Regions from separate parts of the Homo sapiens genome. Here region 1 is linked to region 2. A link is an interaction called in ENCODE POLR2A ChIA-PET data of the cell type or tissue named here. Cell type or tissue: GM12878. All regions are shown on one strand. Each heading gives the region's core, and the rest is flanking DNA. Links, peaks and the distances in the headings are about the cores only.

Evidence for each region. ChIA-PET counts read pairs that join two places held together with the same protein. Peaks named below come from ENCODE experiments on the same cell type or tissue, not always from the same donor. Only the 100,000 strongest peaks of a DNase experiment are listed, where the experiment ranks them.
Region 1: POLR2A ChIA-PET joins it to region 2 with 5 read pairs; 23 of 35 experiments call an interaction of 5 or more read pairs at or near these places.

The regions. Positions count from the first base shown.
Region 1 is chr2:96,627,278-96,631,671 of GRCh38, reverse strand. KANSL3 (KAT8 regulatory NSL complex subunit 3) reads left to right here. Exons shown (of 21, transcript NM_001115016.3): 3 at 190-360. Among named protein-coding and RNA genes, the nearest start is that of KANSL3, 8.8 kb to the left of the region's middle. In GM12878, for the core only: no CTCF peak of the experiment used is centred there; no DNase peak of the experiment used is centred there.
Region 2 is chr2:96,766,112-96,770,505 of GRCh38, reverse strand. The region is part of intron 1 of CNNM4 (cyclin and CBS domain divalent metal cation transport mediator 4); the gene reads right to left. Among named protein-coding and RNA genes, the nearest start is that of CNNM4, 7.4 kb to the right of the region's middle. RefSeq lists an enhancer at 135-1,069. In GM12878, for the core only: no CTCF peak of the experiment used is centred there; a DNase peak (open chromatin) is centred at 2,234; H3K4me3 peaks cover 2,459 bases; H3K27ac peaks cover 2,034 bases.

The DNA of each region.
Region 1 (4,394 bases), core at 295-4,294, 140 kb after region 2:
GTCTGAGAGGGCAGAGATCTAGACAAGTGTGGGAAAGATGACTTTGGATCAAAATTTTCTTGTGAATATAATGTGCTTATGCGTAATTTAAAGCTGACTGTATTAAAGATACATTTTTTGTCAACCAGATGATTGTTAAATACCTGTGAAGTATGTGTGGCCCGGTCCTATTTCCTCACCTGTTTACAGTGAATCAGACGTCCCAATAGATGTGGAGACGGTCACATCAACGCCTATGCCACTCTATGACAATCAGAAGGCACGCAGCGTGATGAATGAGTGTGAACGGCATGTCATCTTTGCCAGGACTGATGCAGATGCCCCTCCTCCACCAGAGGACTGGGAGGAGCATGTCAACAGGTAGGCTGCTCATCAGGAGGATGATCACTGCCCTGTAATTATTTTGTATCATCTTCATTGAAATAACACTTATTAGGACCTTATTTCATTTGCAGCAACACAAGTCAGAGTGTTCTCCAAAGTCTCACATTATAACTCTCAGTTCACCATGCTGTGTGTGAGCTCCTTGAGAGTAGGGCTTACATCTCAGCCATCTTTGCATACTTCACACTAGGACGTTGTCTGGCACACAGTAGGCATATAATGTTTGTTGAATAAATAAGTGAATTAAATTTGATACATATGACTAGCTCTGTAGTAGCTTCTGTTGTATAAGTTATGATATAGGGGTTACCCAAACTGCAAAAAAATGAAATGTACATTTGTAAGATATTGTGTTTAAATGGTTTATAACTAGGATGATGGAAGTTGTGAAGTCACATGAAAAGCTAACAGATGTTTGAGTGGCTTTTAAAAATAGATTTGCAGGCTATGGAGGGCACACTGAAGCCTATTTTCACGAGTATACTGGCTAGTTTTGTTCCCAAGCTTTCTACTGCCCCCAGGGGACTCAGCACTCCTCTCCTGGTTATTTGTCCCTGTTCATTTGGTAAACATTTACCTAATTACATAACAGCTTTTTGGGGATATTATTTACATACCATACAATTCAGCTATTTAATATGTACAGTCATTGGTTTTTAGTATAGTCAGAGTTGTATATTCATCACCACTATCAATTTGATAAACATTTTCATCATCCTAAAAAGAAACCTCTTACCCATAAACAGTTACTTCCCGTTTCCTCCCAGCTTCTCTGGTCCCTAGGAAGCACTAATTGACTTTTGTCTTTATAGATTTGCCTATTCTGGACATTTCATATAAATGGAATCATGCAATATGTGGTCTTTTCCTACTGGCTTCTTTCACCCAGCATGATGTTTTCAAGGTTTATCCATGTGGTTGCGTGTATCAGCACTTCATGCTTTTTATTGCCAAATGACATTACATTGTATGGATAGCCCACATTTTATTTATTCATTAATCAGTTGATAGATATTTAGATTGTTTTCATTTTTTGGCAATTGTGAATAATGCTATTATGAACATTTGCATACAAGTTTTTGTGTGGATCTAAGTTTTTAATTCTCTTAGTTATATACCTGGGAGTGGACTTGTTGGGTCATATGATAACTCTGTATTTAACCTTTGAGGAATTGCCAGACTGTTTTCCAAAGTGGCTGTACCATTTTACATTCCTACCAGCAGTGTATGAGAGTTCTAGTTTCTCCATATCCTTGCCAACACTTACTGATTTTCTTCTTTTTTAAAAAAATTATAACCATTCTACTGCGTGTAAAGTGGCATCTCATTGTGGTTTCAACTTATATTTTGTTGATGGCTTTTTGTCTGTGTATCCATATATCTACTATATATATAAGGAAATGTTACTTCTTATATCAGGAGTTGGTAGGTGGTAACTTTCCATAATTTTGGAGAACCCTTATTTTATAATAGAGAGAAAGAGGGGTAGAAAGTTTGAGGTGATTGACATGACTTCTGAAGCTGGTTGGAAGTTGGGAATGAGATTGAACAGGTGTGCTTGTGTGATCAAAACAGCAGCTGTTGAGGGAGGAGCAGTTCTGCACCTTGGTTGAAAAAGCTTGTGAAGAAGTTGGTTGGGGTCTTGCATTGGAATTAATTTAGTGCCTTAAGAAGCTCTTTTCTCACGCCTGTAATCCCAGTACTTTGGGAGGTTGAGGCGGGTGGATCACCTGAGGTCGGGAGTTCAAGACCAGCCTGACCAACATGGAGAAACTCTGTCTCTGCTAAAAATACAAAATTAGCTGGGTGTGGTGGCGCATGCCTGTAATCCCAGCTACTCGGGAGGCTGAGGCAGGAGAATCACTTGAACCTGGGAGGCGGAGGTTGTGGTGAGCCGAGATCGTGCCATTGCACTCCAGTCTGGGCACCAAGAGTGAAACACCATCTCAAAAAAAGAAAAAAAAGCTCTTTTGAGCTTCAGATAAAGAAGAAAACTGCTACGAATGAAGATCAACTACTGGAATATTGCTAGAGTCAGTATATTCAGCAAAAGGATTTATCACTATTTTTACAGTTAATAATAAAAAATAACGACGATGGTAATAACAAAAAGGAGCTACCGTTTGTTGAGTGCTTTCTAGGTGCCAGACATTGTATCAATGTCTCTTCAAATGCATTGTCTCTTAATCCTCCCAATGACTCTTGGAGGTATATCCCCCCTTCATCTCTGCTCAACAGGATGAAGAAACTGAGCTCAGGGTGTTTAAGAAACCTTAATTAGGAAGTGATGGAGAAGGATTTTGTTCAAACCAAGCAGCCTGACTCCAGAACCCAGTGTTCTCAACTACCATACCCTCTGCCTTAATTAAGGGCAGTAAGAAGAGATTAAGACCAGTTAGTGGTGGCTGAACAAGGTGGCCTGGTATGGTTATGTATCCCTTTGTGGTATTTTCTACTACCTTGTCCTTTGCAATTTCAGAAAGTACATAGGAGAACTGTGTGATTTTTTTTTTTTTTGTCAGTTTATCCATGGTTATGATTAAGAGGTTTTTGTGGACAATTCATACTTATCAAAGTCATTAGAGACTTAATAATACTATAAATACCAGTTTGTTTCTTTTTTCTTTTTTTTGAGACAGGGTCTCACTCTGTCACCCAGACTGCAGTGCAGTGGCACGATCTCAGCTCACTACAAGCCTTGACCTCCAGGACTCAGGTGATTCTCCCGGGTGGGAACCTTAACCTCCCAAGTAGCTGGGACTACAGGAGTACGTCACCATTTCTTAATTTTTGTAGTTTTTGTAGAGATTGGGTTTCACCATGTTGCCTAGGCTGGTCTCAAACTCCTGGCTCAAGTGGTCTGCCCACCTTTGCCTCCCAAAGTGCTAGGATTATAGGTGTGAGCCACTGCACTTGGCTGAGTTTCTTAATTTATAAGGAGAGATATAACTGCAAAGCATAAGAGACACTGGGGTGGCCTGGCCAGAGTGTCTGTTCTCAGCAGGAAAGTCTGGAAAACCATTTTATTTCAGAAGTGAATAGATGAGTGGAGAGTCTACACAGGAGGCACAGCAGAATAGCTGGATGTACACATCTTTCCTCTAGGCAAGATGAGTCCACGGAATAGGCCAGTGTGCACCTTCTCCTGCCTGTCCTTTAGAGAAACACTGACAGATTCTTGTCTTTGGCTTATCTTTCTCCAGTCTCCTTGTGGACCACCACCCTTCTGTTATGACATTGCCACATTGCCACAGATTGATGTAATCCATTAAAGCTCAATTTATCAGATTATTTGTTTTCTTAGTGTCTGATGAGATTTTGGAGGCCTTCTCTCATTGGCAGCAGGCTTACACACCATCTCTTTTGGTAGGTAACTTTTGTACATAGCCGATTTTATTATTTATGATAACTTATTAGTTTCAGTTTCAGATACCACCATTTTATGACCCTGTCCCTGAATCTGTAGCCTGTTTGGAGCTTGCAGTTCCTTCTGCTCTGATTATAATCATCGTGTTGCCATTCTTTCCCTGACTTGATTGTTAAATTGCTGCTTCCTTTCTTCTTATATAAAGTCATGTAAAATTAGTTTGCCACATCAAGAGCTCCATGAACGGTGTAGGTCGGCTCCCTAGAACTCTGGAGTTCTTTCCCGGAGAGTTTACTGATTGCTCTTTGTCTGTGGAGGCAGAAACTTAATTTCCTTGTTAAGAGCTTTTTTCCTCTCTCTTGAATGATTTCAGTAGAAACTGTCTTCAGATAGCTTTGTGTATATAGGCTAGGCGCAGTAGCTCTCGCCTGTAATCCCAGCACTTTGGGAGGCTGAGGCGGGAAGATAATTTGAGGTGAGGAGTTTGAGACCAGCCTGACCAACATAGTGAAACCCCGTCTCTACTAAAAATAGTAAAAATTAGCTGGTGTGGTGGCAAACGCCTGTAATCTCAGCTACTCGGGAGGCTGAGGCAGGAGAATCTCTTGAACCTGGAAGGCAGAGGTTGCAGTGAGCCGAGATC
Region 2 (4,394 bases), core at 92-4,091:
AACACGTACCAGAGTGGAAAACGCCATGTCTACCCGCCCTAGCAAATTCCGCTGAAATGTCTTCCCAGACTTTTACTTACGAGACAGGCCTCCCCTTCCCAAGGGCCCCCTGCTGATCCTGTAGGGCCATTCCCTGATGTTGTGCTCCTGTGTATTCACCCATTTTCAAGGTTAAACATCTGCTCGGTGCTTCCCGTCCTGACCAGAGGTGAGCAGAAAAACACTGGAGCGGGATTTCCTAGTTAAAAATACGAGACCTTTGAAAAGTAAACACCAGAATAACTAAGAACCTATCAGGGCCTCGATGCACAGCATTGCCTTCCATTGCACAAACAAGAGCTCTGAGAAGAGAACTGTCAAGTGAAGACACGTGAGTGTCCTCTCAGTGCTGGCTCCTCTTTGGGAACCCGCCCATAGGCTGCATGGGGCCAGCCAGGAAGGAGGTGCAGCTGCCCACTGGCTGGCACGCACCAGGCCCCTCCACGTGCTCATGTTCCCTTCCCACAGCACTGCACTAAAGGGAAAGTGAGAAGGAGCCTGGCCACAGCTCTGTCAGCTGTCCCTGCTGGGACCTCTGCCTGCACCCGGAGTATTAACCAGCTCCTGTCACTCTCAGATACACCTGCCCCCAGGCAGCTTCTTGAGATCAAATCACCATATTGAGGCTATTACCAGGCAGGGCTGACGGAGAACCGGTGCAAAGCTGCCTTCGGGCACCACTTGTCCGAGGCTGCTCTCGCTGGGCACCCCACAGCCTAAGGTCCCATCCCACAGTCTGTGCATGGTCTTCACCCCATCTGACCCTCCAAGGAGGCTCCCGAATAGCGTGCCCCCTTGGTTCTCTTCGTCTCCATCAAGGAGTCGCCTCAGCCTGGCTTTTACACACTGACACCCCCTGCACTGTCCTTTCCTCTCTCACACATTCTTTTTTTTTTTTTTTTTGAGACAGAGTCTCACTCTGTCACCCAGGCTGGAGTGCAATGGCGCGATCTCGGCTCACTGCAACCTCCGCCTCCCGATTCAAGCTATTCTCCTGCCTCAGCCTCCGCAGTAGCTGGGATTACAGGCACCCACCACCACGCCTAATTTTTGTATTTTTAGTAGAGACGGGGTTTCACCATGTTGGTCAGGCTGGTCTTGAACTCCTGACCTCAGGTGATCCACCTGCCTCAGCCTCCCAAAGTGCTGGGATTACAAAGCCACTGTGCCCAGCAGCTCTCCATTCTGCCTGCTCTTGGCCGACTCCTTTTTTATTGAGACGGAGTCTCGCTCTGTTGCCCAGGCTGGAGTGCAGTGGCGCGATCTCGGCTCACTGCAAGCTCCACCTCCCGGGTTCACACCATTCTCCTGCCTCAGCCTCCCGAGTAGCTGGGACTACAGGCGCCCACCACCACACCCAGCTAATTTTTTGTATTTTTAGTAGAGACAGGGTTTTACCGTGTTAGCCAGGATGGTCTCGATCTCCTGACCTCATGATCCGCCCGCCTCGGCCTCCCAAAGTGCTGGGATTACAGGCGTAAGCCACCGCACCCGGCCTCTTGGCTGACTCTTAAACCTTTTAGCGTTGTCCTGGCCTTGCTCCTCAGCCTCACGTGGGCATTTTCCCCTGCATGCCTGCCTAGATGTTACTGCACACTGGTGTGGTCCAGGGCCAGCAGCATGGGCATCATCTGAGAACCTGTCAGAAATGCAGACTCTCGGGCCACACCCAGACCCACTGAGTTCAAGTCTGCATTTCAACAAAATGTCCAGGCAGTCGAGTGTGAGAAGCTCCAGTGTAAACAATGCTGGGCACGGAGAAGGAGCTCAGCAACGGGTCACACCATTATTATGACCACCACTTACCTCCCTCTGCCCTCACTAAACTGTCTCTTCGTCCCCCTTTCCCGATTGCAGTTAAATGACATAATCAACCTGAATCCCAAGCTAGAAACCTCAGACTTTCACAACTACTTCCGGGCCCTGACTCCCAGATCTCCACAAGGATCAACGAGTCTAGTTACTCTCACTTCAGAAGCATCTCACAGGCCTGCCCTCCCTCAGCCCCACGGCACCCTATCTGTGAGCTCTGTGCAGCTAGGCGTTGTTCACGTGTCTCTCTCCTTGGTAGACTGTGAGTTCTGTGAACAGGGCAGTTTTATTCATCTCTGATTCCCAACAGCCTGCACAGTGTCTGACACAGAGGCTTCAAAACGGTCACTGTTGGTTGAACAAATGGATGAATAAGCAGGTGCGGATGGGAGGGTGGGGTGTGGAGGATAAGTTACTTAAGGTGTGTCAGATAAGAGGAACCAAAAGTGAATGCAAAAATCATGCAGTGTTTTTTCTCAACTTCATAAAGTTGTTGCGGGAATAAAATTAAGTCAGTGGGAAAATCTGACACAGCCTAGATGAAAATATGGGTGTTTTGTTGTTGTTGTTGTTTCGTTTTGTTTTGTTTTTTGAGACAGAGTCTTGCTCTATCGCCCAGGCTGGAGTGCAGTGGTGCAATCTCAGCTCACTGCAACCTCCGTTCAAGCGATTCTCCTGCCTCAGCCACCCCAGTAGCTGGGATTATAGGCATGTGCCATCATACCCAGCTAATTTTTGCATTTTTTTAGTAAAGATGGGGTTTTGCCATGTTGGCCAGGCTGGTCTCGAACTCCTAGCCTCAAGTGACCCACCCAAAGAGCTCCCAAAGTGCTAGGATTACAGGCGTGAGCCACAGCCAGGAGGATTTTTTTAATGAAAATATTTCTAGCTTTTCCCCACCAATTTATACTGCACTACCTTGCTGAGAGGAGGAGTAACAGGTCCAAGGCCACCTCACAGGTCAGTGACCAGGCTGGCTGGAGTTACACCCAGGTCTATACAGGGTCTAGGTGGTTATAAGGTGGGTGGGGAAAGATAAGGTGTTTAAAGATGAGCTAAGTACCTGGGAGGGAAGGAGTGTCCCAGAGGGTGAGGCACAGCTAGAAGCTGGAAGGTGGGCTGCAAGGGGGGTGCAGAGCTCTGCCCTCTTCCTTCATTACTTAGCTTCAGGGTCTGGGAGAGTGGTGAAGGCAAAACACAAACTGGGGCAGGAGGAGCTGGAGGTGGCTTTGTTCTGAGATTCCAAGGTGGACAAACCCACCCACAACACCCAGTACTGCAAACAGTTCCAGGCGAGGTTTAAGCGGAAGGGCCAAGGTTCAAATCACAGGAGACTCTCAGGCCTGAGGGCTTGTCTCACCAACTCGATGATCTTACTCCTGTGGTCCTGCATCACCTAGCATCACGTCTTGCACGCAGCATGGGGTTCCACAGATATCTGGCACTAACTGCCGTGAGCTGGGAGACAGAAGTGCTGCAAGGCTGTACCCCTGCCTTACTCCTAGGGACACTCGGCCCCTACCTCTGCATCGATGCCCCTAGCCCGTCTCTAAGTGTGTAGGAGCACATTCATGACTCATCTAATGAGGGAAGCTGTGTAAACCCCCAGTGGCCAAAGACCACTTACTGGTGGGGAAACTGAGGCACATGGAGAGGAACCATGCATCACACTCAAGGCCCCAAACTCTACTTCTCAGTCCCTGACATGTCATCCCAGGCACTCCTCCTGTCTGTCCTGTGTGGCTGGAACTCTGAACCCGGTAAGTGCACAACACCCATTTTTCTTTGCACTCATCAGCTCCTCAGAATTCTAACACTATTAAAATGGGAATGATCCTCTGCCAAAACAGACAGGTATTCATTCACTCACTTACTCACTCAGTGCCATGGATGGAGGCCTTACTATGTGCCAAGAGCCATTCTAGGGGCTAGAGATACATTGATGAGCAAAACAAAGAGACCTGCCCTTTGAAACTTATATGCCAGTGGGAGGAGACAGACAGTAGACAACACAGTAAATCAGCAAATTACATAGATGCTAGAGAGCAATGTGTGCTACGAGAAGAGAAGAAATCGGCACAGGGCAGGGGAGATTAGGAAGTTGGGGTGGGATGGTGGGTGCAGTTTTAAACAAGGTGGCAAGAAGGCCCCACTGAGAGGTGACCTGGGAAGACAGTGAGCCATGCTGACTTCTGGAGAAGAATATTCCAGCCCAAGGAAACAACCAGGGCAAAGGCCCCATGGTGGGAGCATCCTGGTGTGTTTAAGAACAGCAAAAAGGGCCAGGCACGGTGGCTCACACCTGTAATCCCAGCACTTTGGGAGGCCGAGGTGGGCAGATCGCTTGAGGTCAGGAGTTCAAGACTAGCCTAGCTAACATGGTGAAACCCCATCTCTACTAAAAATACAAAAATCAGCCAGATGTGGTAGCATGCACCTGTAATCCCTGTTACTTGGGAGGCTGAGGCACAAGAATAGCTTGAACCTGGGAGGTGGAGGTTGCAGTGAGCCGAGATCATGCCAGAGTGAAACTCTGTCTCAAA